Linked DNA regions of Mus musculus: region 1 is linked to region 2. Evidence: chromatin loops called from intact Hi-C (ENCODE). Cell type or tissue: left cerebral cortex. All regions are shown on one strand.

Region 1 (8,000 bases), 97 kb after region 2:
GGCCAGACGGCTTCTACTTTGGTTGCTTGTTTGCCTAAGTTTAATGAATGAATAAATAACATGCCTATTCATTATCAACTTTTGAGTGGAAATAATTGTTGTGTTCCCTCATTTACTGGAATAATGTTCCTTGCTCGTGGAATGCCTTCTGCCTCCATCACCACAGCACTTCCCTCCGCCAGAGCTCGAATATACATCAGGCTCACCTTTGAGAGCAGCCATTGCTCTCAAAAGTCCTCCAGGGCCTCGTTCTGTGCACATGCATGGAGAATGCTCATTTATGGAAGGAGACCCTGGGACCCTCAGTAGCAAATGAGTCTGGTAGCCCCATTAATTTCTGAATACACACCTGGGGTGCCTGGGGTGCTTTAATGTAATTACTACTAAGAAAGTTGAAATCCCTATGTACTTTGCCCACAGAAAGCATTTTACAGACAAGAAACCCTCATCCCCTGCACGGTGTGACCATGTGTCTAACCTTGCTCATGTGAAGTAGGAGAATCATCATGGTGAGTTCCAGTGGATAGGAGATATACATCACTCCCGAGCCATCACTACTCATCCCTAAAACATTAACAAACATTGGCCAAGCACCTATTCTGGGCAGGGACTGAAGATGGCTGGATCCCTCACCTCAATCCTTATTCTGGACAAAAGATATTTTCTTAGATATTTTTCCCATCACTGTGATAGAAGTAATTTAAGGAAGGGAGGTTTTGTTGGTTGGTTGGTTTTGGTTCTTGCTTGTTTGTTTGTTTAGCTTACAGTCTGAAGGAATAACTCATAATGAAGGGGAGGCATGGTAACAGAGGCAGAGTGTGGCAGCTGGTCATGTTATATTTCAGAAAGCAGAGAAGCCTGATGGTCAGTTCCGTTTCTTTTCTTGATGCAGCCCACTGCCCCAGCCTAGGAATGGTGCTGTCCACATTTAGTATGAGTCTGTCAATCTCAATTTACCTAATCAATAATTCCTCACATGTGTGTCCAGAGGCTTGTCTCCTAGGTGATTCTAGAGTTTGTCCAGTTGCCAATCATTATTGAGCACCATGGATACCTACCCAGTGTTCCAGCATCTTTTACTTCTCTGAGGACTTTATTCCTTCCTCAGAGATCTGCTGAGAACACACTTAACACACTAGTCCCGTGACTAAGATCCTGAGATCTCATTTCCCTCAGGATCCAGCTGTAAGTCCTTCACTTAGCTCCATGGCTCGATTTTATGCTGCCAGGTCCTCATCCTGCATGGGACACTGTGTGTGGTCCGGTCCTTATGAGCCCTGAAGTTTATGTCTCTCTCCTCTTGGAGATGCTGTAGTCAGCTGTCCAACACATGAGAATACAGGCAGTTTCCTGAATCTGTCAGGATTTTCATTGCTAGGCTGTTGCCCACACATCCCTGCCACTCACCTCCAAGACTACACTACACTCTTTAAAATGTTAGGTAAAGGCTGTCACAACTTGAATGTGAAATGTCCCCCTACAGGTTTATATATTCGAACACTGTTTCCAGATAGGGGTACTGTTTGGGGATGTTGTGTGGCCCATGCTGGTTGGTCATAGCCCAGCATTGCTTCAAGTTTACCTCTGCTAAGATATGAATAAGTCATGTCTCAACGCTCCTGCTGCCATGAACCTAGCTATTCTAGTTGCCCTGCCTTCTCTGCCACGATGGACTGTACCTTCTGAACTACGAACCAGAACACCTCCTGTTGTTGCCTCTTCCAGATATTCTGTCATAGAGCTGGGGACACCCATTCAAATCCCTAGTGTCCTGTAGATTTCTGATAGGAGACAGAGTGATGTGATAGGGACTGGTGGGGAGTGTGGAAAATTTGAATATGTGTACTCATCTTTAAAAAAAGAGTGGCTACCATCCAGGAGCATACAATTTCTCTATTTACCAGAAGAGAATGTGGCCTCTGTTTACGTATCCATAGATTTTCAAAACAGTTTGGTTCTAAATCTTCCACTACTTAAAATTATGATACACTTCTTTTTACTGGAGTTTTAAAGATGTACAGATGAGTAGACGTGGGCCCCAAGCTCTCTGTGTAATTCTGTCTGATGACCCTTGATTTCGGTTCAGGTAGACATTAACAGCATACCTCGACAGTGATCTAACCTGCCCTTTGAGTTAATATCAGGGCTTGTGGCTCAACTGACTGCTGAAGGAATCCAAATCACTGTACCTCTGGAAGTTAGCATTGTTTAGAACTCAGTGATGCTCAGTGGAGGCAGAATATGAATACAAATGGATGAAAATGTAAGTCATCCACTTTAGAAAAAAACTGGGGAGGTTGCTGTATCTTTTTAGTGGTGAGAAAAAGAATGAGTTTGTTTTAGCTAGCCTTCAACTCGGCTATGAGAAGAGCTGGCACCAACCCATGAAAGACAATTTTAGAGAGGACACTCAGCCCTGCTGCCTAAAAATACCTATTTCTGGATGGATGGGATGGCCACTTCCAACATCAGTACCTTTAATCGGTTCCATCTTAGAACATTTCCTTCTAGGGCATCCCTGCTGGCTTGCTCGCCCTGCCAGCTCTGGGAGACAAATACAAAGAGACAATTAATCCTCTTCCCATTGACACCAACACTTGCTGTGTGGCTTCAGACAACATTCTTCCCTTCTCAGAAGCCAGCTGCCTCAGATGCACAGAGAGACTTGGGGGTGGACGGTGAAAGCTGAGGTCTCCATCACTGGTAAATAAAATCAGATAACTGCCTAACCCTAGAATGGGTCAGGGCAGGGCTTGGGGTTCAGCTGGTAAGATGCCTGATTTTTATGTTCACGAGTCTCTGGGTCATTCCCAACAACACAGAAAATGAGTGAGATGATATAAGCTGGTGTTCCCAGCACTCGGAGAGTTGGGACAGGAAAATCACAAGTTTAAGATCGTCCACCTATATAAGAGCTTAGAAGCCAACCCTGGGGCTAGTGGGACCCTTCTCAAAACAAGGAAAGAGCAATAGAACCTTCAAACCTGTCCCCTCTCAACCCAGGGCTTGTCAGAAATGCATGCAAGAAGAGGTGAGCCAAGATTCCAGCTGGGTAAAATATTAGAAGAGCCAAAGCTCACATCTGTCTGAAGGGGCGGTTACTGTTCAATGCCAGCTAACTGGTACCACGTGGGAGGAGCAGCCCAGAGTTACCGCATCAACTAAAAATGTAAAGCTAAACCAGAAAGTCATGATTTTATATAAAAAGCCCCAATGGCTTAAATGTTGGCAGCTAAATCACTTAAGCAAACACAATCTGCACCGGTAACAGAAAACATTGACCTTGGATGGATTTAATCCATCCCTAACTTAATCCTCCTGAGGACAGGAATGAAAGCTGATTGGCTAAGACACATCATATGCCCACCACCTTGTGGTGGTTTCCTGCGTCAAAGTGGGGGAAGTTAAACAAAAGCAACATATGTCTGCCACAAGGCACAGACCCAAAAGTCTAATACCATCCAGACCGCCTACTGGTCTTGCTTTTGTTGTTGTTACTTCTTTTTATTTTTATTTATTTATTTATTTATTTATTTATATGATTTAACCAGACCCACGCATCGTTTATTTTGAAGTGTCTGGAGTTGAAAAGCAGCCATAAAGCTATTGTGAACAGACTTCCCCTCACTCATGGGATTCTGCTTTCTCAGAGAAAGCATGCATCAACCTCTAAGCCACACATCCACTGCATCTACCCAAAGAGACCCTCGTTCACTCCTGGGTAATCCTGACTTCTTAGACACTGGCTGCTGTTTGTTTTCCTCTCTCCAAATCATACATATTTCATCCTCCGCCTCTTTTCCACATCAGCAGAATCTACTCACAGCACCAGATTCCTCTCACGCCCCCAGGCTCCATCCCGATTAACTCTATTTATGTAATTTATTTTGGCTGCCTGTTTCCCATTTGGGAGATCGATACAAATTTAAATGAGAAGTGAGAGTATTTGCAGCCACTTCAAGTGTTGATCAAACACAGGGCCCCTGCTCTGGGTCTGCATGGGAGGAATGAGCTAAGTTCTGGAGAGATGGAGGAGGGGAGGAAAGAGAGAGGACAAGGAAGGAAGGAAGGAACGAACGAAGGGAGGGAGGGAGGGAAGGAGGGAGGAAGGAAGGAAGGAAGACATAAGGAGGTAGTACAAGAAAGGAGGGAAGCTCAGAAAGAATGAATGAAAGGAGGGAAAGGGATGAGGGGGGAAGAAGAGGAAGTACTGAGGAAGAAGAGGAAGAACTGAGGAAGAAGGGAAGAGGAAATGAAAAAAAAGAATGAGGAAAACAAATGGCCAAGCCAGTTTTCTAGTCCCAGAGCCTGGGTGGCAAATACCAGGAGTTTTGAGTCTTTAACTAAGCGTTTACAGCAACGTCTGCATGCTGAGACATGACCAGAAGCAAGTCAAACCAATTATTGCTTACGGTGGCTCCCACCTACAGCAGAACGATTCTGCTGGTTCAAGTGTACATAGCTTCCAGCTGTCCCCCATTTCTCATAGCAGGTGGGGACCTGCTGCCTCTGTCTGGATCTGCCAGAACGTGGGTGCTATTTGTCTGGTGAATATTGAGATCTGGAATTCTGTCTGTGTTTCAATGTTCTCTCCTTAATAGACAGAGGGTCTAGGCTCCCAGAAACAGACCCAAATTGTATGCAGTTGCTGATATGAGGTAGAGAATCCCTTTGTTTTGGTCCAGGAACACCCTTTCCTTAGCACTTAACCCTGGCCACCACTTGTTTTATCAGAGAACAGGAGGCTGATGTTGCACACATGGCAACAGGGGATGGGATTCAGGAGGCCACTGTCATGGTTTGGTTTTGCCTTGTTGAATCAGAGCTGACGATGGTGTTTCAATCTGTGGAGAAAGCTGCAGGTTAAATCAGTCTGCAGAACCCGCTGAGTCTCCATATGGTTCCCACATTTATATTTTAAAGAAATAAGAGAATATGAGAGACTTCGATAAACTCAGGCTGAAAGAACTCCTACCAACTAGAGAGTCGAGAAGCTGGGAAGGCCAGCAGCAGGGTGAGCTCAGACTGGAACGTGCAGGCTTCACCAATACAATAACTTGAGTCCAATTTCCCAGAACCCCCAATAATTTTTCTGTAATCCTGGCACCAGGGATGCTGACACAGGCAGATCGCTCAGACCATCAATGGCAGAAAGGGAGGACCGGGCATCAGCGACTAGGAAGAAAGTGAGACTGCCTTTAGTAGATGCTCAGAGGGAACAGAAGGGACACAGGCAGATGCAATGCAAGTGTGGCTGAGTCCATCCACTGCATGATGACTGTGACCCATGGGGGAGCCAGACAGGCCCATGTATTCTGATACGGAGGAACAGCCACGGTGCCATCATAAGCAAACCCAAAATAGTAACAACAAGCACAGACAGCAGGCTTGCTCTGTGGCCCGAGAATGAGTGTTAACCTCTGTGTGAGTTCATCCTTAGGAGTGAAGTCTGAAAGGCATGGAGGAGGAAGCTGCAGACCCCTGCAAAGGTTGTTTCTAAGGCTGGGAGATGGCCTTGCAACCCGAGCATGATAATCCACACAAAATGCCAGGTGCAGCCGCAAGAAAGCAAAGAGGAGACAGGCAGATTCATGGAGCTTGCTTGCCAGCCACACTAGCCTACTTGCAAAGTCCCCAGGCAGTGAGAGACCCTCTCTCCAAAACAAGAAAGATGTGAGGTTCATAGGAACAACCTGACATTTTTCACAGGGGTACAGGCATGCAAGCATGCATGAATTTGAACACACACACACACACACACACACACACACACACACACACACACCAGACATTATTCTTTCTTTGTGTTTCGGATGAAACTCTTTGGGGAAATTTGAAAGCAAGCAGCTGAGGTCATCAGGTTACTGGGCCTCACTTCTTTGAGTGAACTTAACTCAACGTGGCTTATCCTGCTGTGAACTGAGCATGCCTAGAGTCATCCAGCTCTGCCATCTTTGCATTGTGACTACACGCTGTGTGCTACATGTCTTGGAAGTGAACGTACCCAGACGTGGGTTCACCATCTCTCCTTCTGAACTCTTGATCATGACTTTAAACTGAGCATGCTCGCTCTAATATATGTTTAGTATGCATAGCTCAGGCATGCCGAAGCCGGCAGTGTCTTCTGCTTTAACAGGGAGGCAACACAAGCAGCCTCTGGGTGACTTACTTCTGGGCAGGTCTCAGCTTGAAGACATCTGCATGAAATCTTCCCGCAAAACCGAATTGCTTAGTATTCGCCAACCATACTGGGGAGAGCTGGGAAGCAAGTTTGGCTGTTTCTTTTCTACATTCTTCTTTTCTATGTAATTACAGAGGGGTCAGTAAAGTACAGCGTGGGCTATAGTGCACTTCTACACCAAGAGCATCACTTGGGAGTGATCCCAGTGCTCTCCTTTCTTTCTGTGGCGATGTCTCTCCATGCTTTCTCTTCAGCTTTGCTCCCTGGCTTCACACTAACCAGGAGCCCTGTGCCTCCTGCACCTGGGGGTGGGGGGGTGGGGGTGGGGGTTCTGAAACTGGGCTGACTGGATCCCCTGTTCCCCTTCAGCATTTAGGACTTCCAAGCTAATTAACCCCATGGTGCCTCAGTTGCTCAACTGTCAAGTGAGAAAATTATCGAGGAAATTAGATGAATTAAGCCTAGAAAATGCTTAGAGCTGGCCCTAGTAATCTTTTCATAATCTCTTCACAGACATTAGCTATTAATCTTCACAGCACTGATTCCATGCTTCCTCACGGAGACAACAAAAGCTTTACCCATAGACACAGATGCCCCTGGCTTTTAAACAAGAAAATTAAGGTGGTGTGTGTGGTTTGTATGTCTTGGTCTGTGTATTATTTGTATTGTGTGTATATATCATGTGTGTATTTGTATGTGTCTGATATGTGTGCATACATCTATGGTGTTTGAATGCTATATATGATGTATGTATACATGTGCATGTTGTATGGCGTATGTGCCTATGTGTAAGTTCTATGTGTACTATTTGGAGTGTATTACTATGGGGGAGGGTGTGTGCCTTTTATGTGGTATGCTAAACTGATGATGGAAATTAAAAGAGGAGACTCATTGCTTCATCATTATAGTTTTATTATTGAAGGTTTTCAACTAATGTTGCTGATATTTAGTAATTAGAAATCTTAGGGTTATAATAGTTCTTTGAATACCGAGGGATAGTGTTGGTGGGGAAAAGGTCCCCCCACTATTTTGACCACCCCTAAAATTTTTCCTTCCCTCCAAGCTTCTCCTGTTCCAACAAGTAAAGGGTTAATGCCTTGCCCCCAGTATGGGGCACCTTCAGACCCCTTACCCATTGGCTGTGCCTCTCACTACTGCGTTACCTGCACAAGGGCTACTCTCTCCCTCCTCTCTCTCTCTCTCTCTCTCTCTCTCTCTCTCTCTCTCTTCAAATCTTTGAACAGCTATACAGTATGTCAGGCAAGGATATATGCACCCCTAATCAAAACAGTTTGGGTTCCTAGGGTTTTGGAGCCTGTTTCCCTGTGCCCTATCCTGCTACCCAGGACAGGGATATTCAAATTACTCTCTACCTAGTCTGGCATGGTAAAAAAAAAATGGAACCTCTGAAAGAATAATAAAGACTTACAGAATGTAACTATCACCCACTCTTTGCTGTAACCTACAAGGTGTCTTCCTTAAATTCAATGCTCAAAATTTCAGAATAATACCAGGCAATAATTACTCACTTTGTAGTTTCTAGATCTGGCTGTGGATAGAAGCCAAGTCCAAGTTTGCACAAGTTAGAAGAGAATAAAGTGTCCTTGGCTTCAAATAAATAGCAGTGCCAATAATAGACGCTAATGTATTGCATCCTTGGAGCTTGGAAGGAAAGAAGCAAGCAGGAGCATTAGATAGCAGGCTTAGAAGGTAAACAAAATGCCTTTAAATTGGCTCTTTTAGCGGTGGGGCGATGCATGACCATGGGAAGTTTCAGCAAAGGCAGGAAAAATGAAAATGGGAGCAGTGCTTTAGGGCT
Region 2 (8,000 bases):
CAAAAAAAATTGTTGGTGTCAATGGGTAGGAGACCAATGGTTACCATGTGTTGGAACTTGTCCCTGAGTCCAGATTCTGCAATCCACTGCAGGAGATCTACAGTTTCATAGCTGCAGGAAAGACATGATAGATCTATGATTGAAGATAGAGAGAGGTAGATGTTCCCTCATTACCTTGAAGCCAATTCTTTGGTAGCTTCATTTACCTGTTAACATAGTCTCTGCAAGTACGTTTCCAAGTCCTAAACTACATGCTTGCAGTCAAAGCTGTATAGTGTGGATTATTGGAGTCTAGCAGTTGTTCTGATCTTATTGTTTATCATCAGGTTTTTATCCCTTGTCTCAAATTCGAAGAAAACTTTGAAGATTTTGGCAAAATAGAGTAGAACCCAAGGCACTCCTGACACAGGTTGAATCCATTCAAGGGAGTCTCCTGTTCATTGGGGGTCAGTCAAAGAAGTAAAAGTAGATACTCAATATGAGGGCCTGGCTCTCCTCTCTATTTCCCATAACAGTGCCTCAAATTCAACATCTATAAGGTGTTTCCTTAGATTCCTGCGGATTGCCAAGGACCAGAGAGCCCAGAGATATATAAACAACCAGGACTGTGTCCTATACACAAAACTGTGCAACCAGATGCTAGATGATATTGCCCAGGATCTGCCCTGAACACAGTATGTTGACATACCCATCTCTCTTCAACACATTGTACCTTAATGAAAATGTTGGAATAGATTTTCAGTTATGTTCTTGATAGATGGAGGGGCTGACACTGTCTGTATATAACAGCTCCTGCTGTAGTCTGTCAGCTTGGGCAACTAGGGTAAATGTCAACCCAGGACAGAATTTGGTCAGTAGTTTTTAAAGAGAGAGGGATGATCCCATAGTAGAAATAGCCTGTGTTGACATCATCTCTTCTATCTTTATTGCAAGCTTGGTTTCTCAACACAGTTTGCCTGTGATTGGAGGGTTATATGAATCCTCAATTACAGGTTCAATACTTAAAGCTGGGGAGATGAGGCAGAGGGAATTTTATGGATAGAGCACGTTAGAAATAAGGGGTGTGGGAGGAAATGTCTTAGCCAGCAAATGAAGACTGGAGTATTATCCCATGCAGGGAGTAGTGGCTCACACTTGTAATCCCAGTACTGGGGAGGTGGAGACCAGGATCCCTAGAGCTCAGTTGCTTAGCCTACTTGGTGAACTTCAGTCCAATGAGAGAACATATCTCAATGGAGGTGGATGGCTTCCATGAAAATGATACCCAAGGTTGTCCTCTGGCTTCCATGCACACCTGGACAAACAGGAGCATCAGCATATACATGAACACACATGCACACACATGCAGGGTTACACATGCACTCAAACACACACACACACACACACACACACACACACACACACACACACATACACACACATGGAGAGGGAACTTCAGAAGGGCAGACAGAGAAAAATAAGAAAAAAACAGAAAGACATGGAGCAAAACCTGAAGAGAGATTGTTTTTAAAAAAAGTGTGAGAGGGGGAAGAGAAGAAAAGGGAAAAGAAATAAAGGAAGAATGGAAAGAAGGGAGAAATAAAGAAAGCAAGGGATGGAAGGAGGGAAAGAGTGGGAGGGAAATCAGTAAAAGAGCTGGTAAGAGATGAGAACAAAAAAGTACAACAAAGGAGAAAATAAGAGAGGAGGAGAGAGAAGAGAGAGGTGGGAGGAGGAGGAGATGGAAAAAAGGAAGAGGAGGAGGAGGAAGAGGAGGAGGAGGAGCACAAGTCGGGGTAATCCAGTTTTGCACTAGCAGAGCCTTCTGGGTTTCTTAACCTGACCTCCATTGGCATATGTGTCTAGAAAATTTGTGTCACAGTTGGAACTTTGAGCACCACAAGGTGTTTCAAATATCTCTGGCCTCTACCCACTAGACTCCAGTGGCACCTCCACCCACAGCTGTGTCAGATCCAAACATCTTAGAAATTCCTCCTGTGGGCAAAATTACCCTTTATCAGGAAGCACCTAGTGAAAGGGTCCTTGTCCTTCCAAGTCTGCCTGAGCTCAGACTGTATATCCAGTGGAATGAGGTGCCTGTTGCAAAGATTGCTTATGCTCTTTTTCCATTGTCCCCGATGGTAATTTAACACATTACTTTTATATTAAAACAAATGTAGATATATTATAGAGTAGAATCCAAATTTAAGACTGGAAAGAAATTTCATGTCTGAGATGAGGTGATGTTGGCTACATTCCCAGAACCCTTGGCAGATATACGTTCACATCTCTCAGCCTTGGAGGGAGCTAATAATAGCTACCAATTATTGAGTGCTGACCAGGGGCCAGGAAGTCTCCGGACAATCACCCATTTGATCCTTATAGTCTGTCATCTTTCGGATGAGGTGACTAAGGCCGAAGAAGGTCCCAAAAACTAATTGAGGGACCAGTAGCTGCTCAGTGACAAAGAGATGTGTTGGAACAACAGTCTGTTCTTTCTGGGGATGTATCTCAAAGCACTTTTGGAAATATCTGTGGAAAAGTAAGCAAGGAAGACAGCCAAAGCCAATACCCTACAGCTGGCTGGTGGGAAGGCTCATGAGAGAGACGGGTTCTTTAGACAATGATAAAATTAAACTGGGTATGGTGTTACATGACTGTAATCCCAGTACTTAGGAGACAGAGGTAGGAGAACCAGAATTGGAAAATCACCCTCAATGACATAGTGATTCCATTCTATGGTTTTTGGTTGCCATAGACATAGAAAACCAATTTAGGGGTTACTTAAATTGGACCTGAACTTCAAGCAGCAAGACCTCAAGGACTGGGATTCAAGGTTAGACTCTACTATTGTCTATGGATTTTCTTACCTCTCTAAGATGAAGTGCTAGGACAATCAACACTATGAATTACAGAGTGTGAATGGGGTAGGGTCCACCACAGGAGTCCTCAGAGTTTCCAACATGGAATGGAGCTCAAACACAACAACTCATTGACCAAACTATTATCTTACTATTTCTTGGGTAATTTGGAAAAGATTTTTGAGACCGAATCTTGTTATATAAACTCTGCTATCCTGAACTAGCTATGTATCTTAGGTCAGCCTCAACATTGCAGTCCTATATTAGCTCTCAAATGCTGGGATTATAGTCACCTGCCAATGTCCTGGCTCATTCATTATTTTCATGTCTAAAATAATCACTAGGAGATAAGAAGTGGGCAGGCAAGATGTCTCAGTGGGCAGAGGCTTGCTGTACAAGGCCTGTGTTTGGTTCCTGGAGCACACTTAAAAGAAGAAGAAAAAACAAACAAACAACAACAACAAAAAACCCCCGACTCCACAGAGCTGTTCTCTGACCTCCATGCATACACCTTGGTGCACATATTCACACACACACTAATATAAATAAATAAATAAATAAATAAATAAATAAATAAATAAATTTAAAAATAGGTAAGGAGTAAAGGCCTCAGGGTCTCAGCCCTTCCTGGAGATCTTTATAGTTGCTGGAGGAGGAGGGGCTTTCTTCAGGGGTGTAGTCACTGGCAAGGTGCCCACACTCATCTAAATACCCCCTTATGCTCCAGTGAACAGCTCCAATGAAACTTACTGTGTCACACAGGAAAAAGACATGAAGGTTGAAGGGGGACCATGTGTGAAAAGGAAGGGCACCATCCAGGGGGAATGTCGTGAATGTTATCAGAATCCATTATATACAAGCACAGAAACGGGGTTTACAGATATACCCCATTATCATGAATGATTAATATATGCTAATATATGCTAATATACACACACATACACACACATCAACAGGAGCAAGGAGTCTAGATCTAGGAGCTGAGGACCCCATATTTAATATTAGCTAACTAGAAGGCATATGGGGAAAACCATCAGTATGCATATCTCATCCCCAGAGCTGCGTATGTCTTTTAGACCCATGGGTGAGTTTCTCCACATCCTTCTCTCTCTTAGGACTGAGATGTTGAACTTTCTCACAGCACAGTTTTCCAGCATCTTCCAAGCACCCATTGCTTTCATCCCTGAAGAACCTGAAGCACCTCATCCTTGGTCCCACCCCTTGTGAGTTGCAGAGCCTGGCTTGTGTGACACAGGTCACTTCTCGTGACAGAAATTCACAGAGCTTCTCTTTGCCAGTAATATTTACTCATTGAATACAGCTCATAATCACTGATTGCAGTGGTTATCTGTCATGCTTAAGCATGATCTTAAGTTCTTGTTACCAGGAAGGGCACCCATGGCTTCCACCAATTGAGCATGTGTGGTGTGTCTGCACTTGACAGGCATCGTCCGAGGCATCCTTACCTGCCCTTCCCTACTCACCTGCCCTTCCCTACTCACCTGCCCTTCCCTAGTGGGGATTCTGTGATGCACATTTGATAGACAGGGCACCAAAATGGAGGGGTTTTAGAGTGGGATGGGGAGGAGGGTAGAGAAGGTAGGTGAAGATCAAAAATAGAGGAAAGAGAAGCTCTCTGCTTTCGTGTTCCTCGGCTCCCTGCACAGCATTCTGGCAGTACTTTCTAAGACCAAGATAACTCTTTACGAGATTGATCTGACCCAACCGGATTAGATGGCTGAGACTTCTCTAACAAAACACCACAATGTGAGTGGCTTCGCCAGGAGCTACTGGCAAAGTTGTAGAGGCTGTAGGTCTAAAATGAAGGTGTTGGCAGAGGTTACCCTGCTTAGTGCTGAGGGGAAGGGTCTACTTCTGGCTTCTTTCTTTGGCTTGTCAAGGGATCACCTAGTCTTTTGGAGATACTGTAATAAAATATGGTGAGCTAGGTGTCTTGTCAACAACAGAAAGTTATTTCTCACAGTTCTGAAGGCTGAGAATTCAAAGGTCAAAATGTCAGTAGATTTGATGTCTGATGAGGGAGGGCTCTTCAGCTTCTAGAGACGACCAGCATCATATGATCTTCACTTGGATGTTCTCAGAGGGAGGGGAAGAAGGAAAGAGGGACAAGTAAGAGGGGAGGGGAAGGAGGGAGGGAGCAAAGGAGAGAGGAAGGGAGAGAGGAAGGGAGAAAGGGAGAGAGAGAGAGAGAGAGAGAGAGAGAGAGAGAGAGAGAGGGAGAGAGAAAGAGAGAGAGAGAGAGAGAGAGAGAGAGAGAGAGAGAGAGAGAGAGAGAGAAAGCTCCATCACACTTGAAGCTAATTTTGAGGACACACAAACACTTATCAGATAGCAAGGCTCATCCCTTCCATCTTCCCACAGTATTATAGAGTGTTATAAGAATACCCACCTTGTTGAATGAGGAAGCACCCAATGACCCAATTTCTATTTGCTCCTTTTTTTGTAAAATCAGGATTCTATCTGTAAATGGTGTCCTATTCTAATTCTAGGGCATAGACATACAACATATGAATTTGTGGCATGAAACAATTTAGCCCCAAACACCGGTCATGTGGGTGAGCAAGTTAGGTTTAACATCTTCTTCTGACAGCCTTGTCTTACCTGTCCAGAAGCCTTCTCTAGGAAGGAGATATTGCCCAGTCTAGGCATCCTTGAGCTTTTATTTCTCTAAAATAACCACAGACTGCCCCTTCCCATTTCAGCCTTGAGATTATGACTCTGTTGTTGAGTAGAGCCATCTGCCCCAACTAGAAGACTCCAGATCAAGGTCCTGAGAGCAGAGATCAAGCTGGGGGATTCGCTAACTTCCTCCTCTCTACTCAAACCATTCGCTGCAGTTCAAAGCAGAAGGCAAGCATGAGCAAGGACTGGAGAGGTTCATGGCTGTGGCTGAGAAGTCTGAGAGCTCTGGTTTAAAAATAGGCAAGCTGAAATAAACACTGGGGGATGGCACCAAAATAGAGTGGTAATTGATCTAATGCAACTTTTGCCTCAGATAACATCGTTATTTGTGAAATTATGTCAGTGTTACCCCTGCCAAGTCAGCACTTACAGGACGCGGCTTCTAATTTAGGAGTAGCACTGTTTGAGGCTCATCTTAGAAGACGGAAGACAGGAACTCAGCAGGCGCAGGGTAGTCAGACTTTAAGAGCTCTGGCTGGAGGATGGACTTTAGGAGCTTGAAGCACCAGGACAGATCCATTAAAAAGCCAGGCACAGTGGTACACTTCTCTAATTCCAGCTCCAGGAGGGAGAGAAGGGGAGAGCCCTAGAGCTTGCTTGAAGCCAGTCTATCTGAATCAAAGAGCCCCAAGCTCATGAGAGAACCTGTTTCAAAATATTAGGTGTGGGGGGCGGGTGAGCGAGGAAGACACCCAATATTGACCTCTGGTGCCCATGTATGTCTGCACAGTCACGTTCATACATATACCTACCTACATGAACTCAAACACACACTGCATGCACATGTGAACACACACACACACACACACACACACACACACACACAGAGAGAGAGAGAGAGAGAGAGAGAGAGAGAGAGATGGCCTACAAGCCCCCATTCCAACTTTCCTTTAGCTAGCAGCATCTTCTAATGGATGGAGAAGATGTGCCTTGCTCAGGCATGTTGGGAGTGCCTGCTGGAATTTCAAACATGGTATGGTCTATGGAACCTGCTGCCAAGCAAACAGCAGTTAAAGAGCAGGCAGAGTTCAGAACCTGAAGGCAGCAGTAGCACCTAGAACCTGATGCTGGTAGCCTGCCTTGGACCTAGTATACACATCTGTCCAGAGCAGCCAGTCAAAGGTGGTCAAAGGTCTCTGCCTAGATGACTCCATTTATGCCAGTGAACCATTAGAGAGGATATTATTTTCTCCACTTTCCTTAATTGCTTCTCTTTGTTCAGACCAGAGGCCACAACCTCTTACATGACTCCTGCACTAAAAATCTTTTTTTTTTCCTGGCATGCCCTGAGTCACTTTAGGATCTGCCATCCAGAAGGAATTACTAAACATAGGTCCTTGACTCTTGGGCTAGAACTATGAGCCAATATCAATCTCTTTTCCTTATAAAATTACCTAACCTCAGACATTTCATTATAGTAAGAAAGACCAGACTACTATACCATGCTATCAACAGTGCTGATAACAGTGCCTGCATGATGGTAGTTGTGTCCAAAACAAGCATAAGAAAGAAAGAGTCATTCTATCAAACAATATATTTTATACAAATGTATTCTTTCATGGACACTAAATACATTTTAAAACTTGGTTTTAAATAACTTTAAGAATACTTCCACTTGAAAAAAAAATCCATAAACAGGGCTGAGGAAATAGCTTCACTATATTAGGTGAGGTCACATTGCAATGATAAAATACTCAAGTTATAAACAGTAAAACTTTGTGGTGCTTCATTGGTCTGGGGCTTCAGGCCAGGGTTAAGTGACTTGTTGCTTCAGACTGCTGGTAAGGGTATCACATCATGTCAGGAGGATGTATTGGAGCAAAACACATCATAGCAAAAGAAACTCTGAGAGGAAAAGGAAGGAGGCGTACCACAATCTCCCTGGGACACAACTCCAGCGATTAAATAATTCCCCATTCGGCCCTGCCTCCTAAAAGCCTTCATACCTCCCAGTAGTTACTCCTTCAGGATGGAGCCAAATACATTGAACTTTGGAGCTCATACACAAATCCAAGCCATGTCTCACCAGACAAACTTGCTTGGGTTTGGACTTAAAGAGCAGAACATTTAGCTGCCCTGTCCATTGGCTCCATGTCTGCAAACAATGGGCAGCAACTAAGATCTTGGCATGAAATTGGCATGAAACAATTCAGCCGCAAACACCAGTCATGTGGCCCAAGAGTGGCCAGAAGAGATGATAGTGCCACAGGGAGAGTAAGATCAGACCTCTGGCTCCCATCTAAAAAGCTGGGGATGGCTGTACACATCAGTGACACTAGAGCATGAAGGTGGAGACAGGCAGGTCCTTGGAGCTTCCAGGCCAGGTAGTCTACCCAACCAGTGAACTTCAGATTCAGTGGGATATCCTGTGGCAAGCAAGCAAGCAGGCAGGCAGGCATGCAAGCAAGCAAACACTGGATAAAGGTTAAATATATATATATACATAAATCTAGAAAG

Evidence for each region. Hi-C counts contacts between places; a loop is a spot of excess contacts. Peaks named below come from ENCODE experiments on the same cell type or tissue, not always from the same donor. Only the 100,000 strongest peaks of a DNase experiment are listed, where the experiment ranks them.
Region 1: it touches region 2 in a loop (7-fold over the local background); 2 of 42 quality-filtered maps call a loop at or near these places.

The regions. Positions count from the first base shown.
Region 1 is chr7:117,255,206-117,263,205 of GRCm38, reverse strand. All of the region lies in intron 2 of Gm39075 (a long non-coding RNA gene), which reads right to left. Among named protein-coding and RNA genes, the nearest start is that of Gm39075, 31 kb to the right of the region's middle. In left cerebral cortex, a CTCF peak has its summit at 3,330 (motif pointing left); DNase peaks (open chromatin) are centred at 3,855, 4,509, 4,883, 7,736 and 4 more places; H3K27ac peaks cover 2,174 bases.
Region 2 is chr7:117,352,055-117,360,054 of GRCm38, reverse strand. No RefSeq gene overlaps it. Among named protein-coding and RNA genes, the nearest start is that of Xylt1, 25 kb to the left of the region's middle. In left cerebral cortex, no CTCF peak of the experiment used is centred here; DNase peaks (open chromatin) are centred at 2,260, 2,519, 4,317, 5,899 and 1 more place; H3K27ac peaks cover 1,576 bases.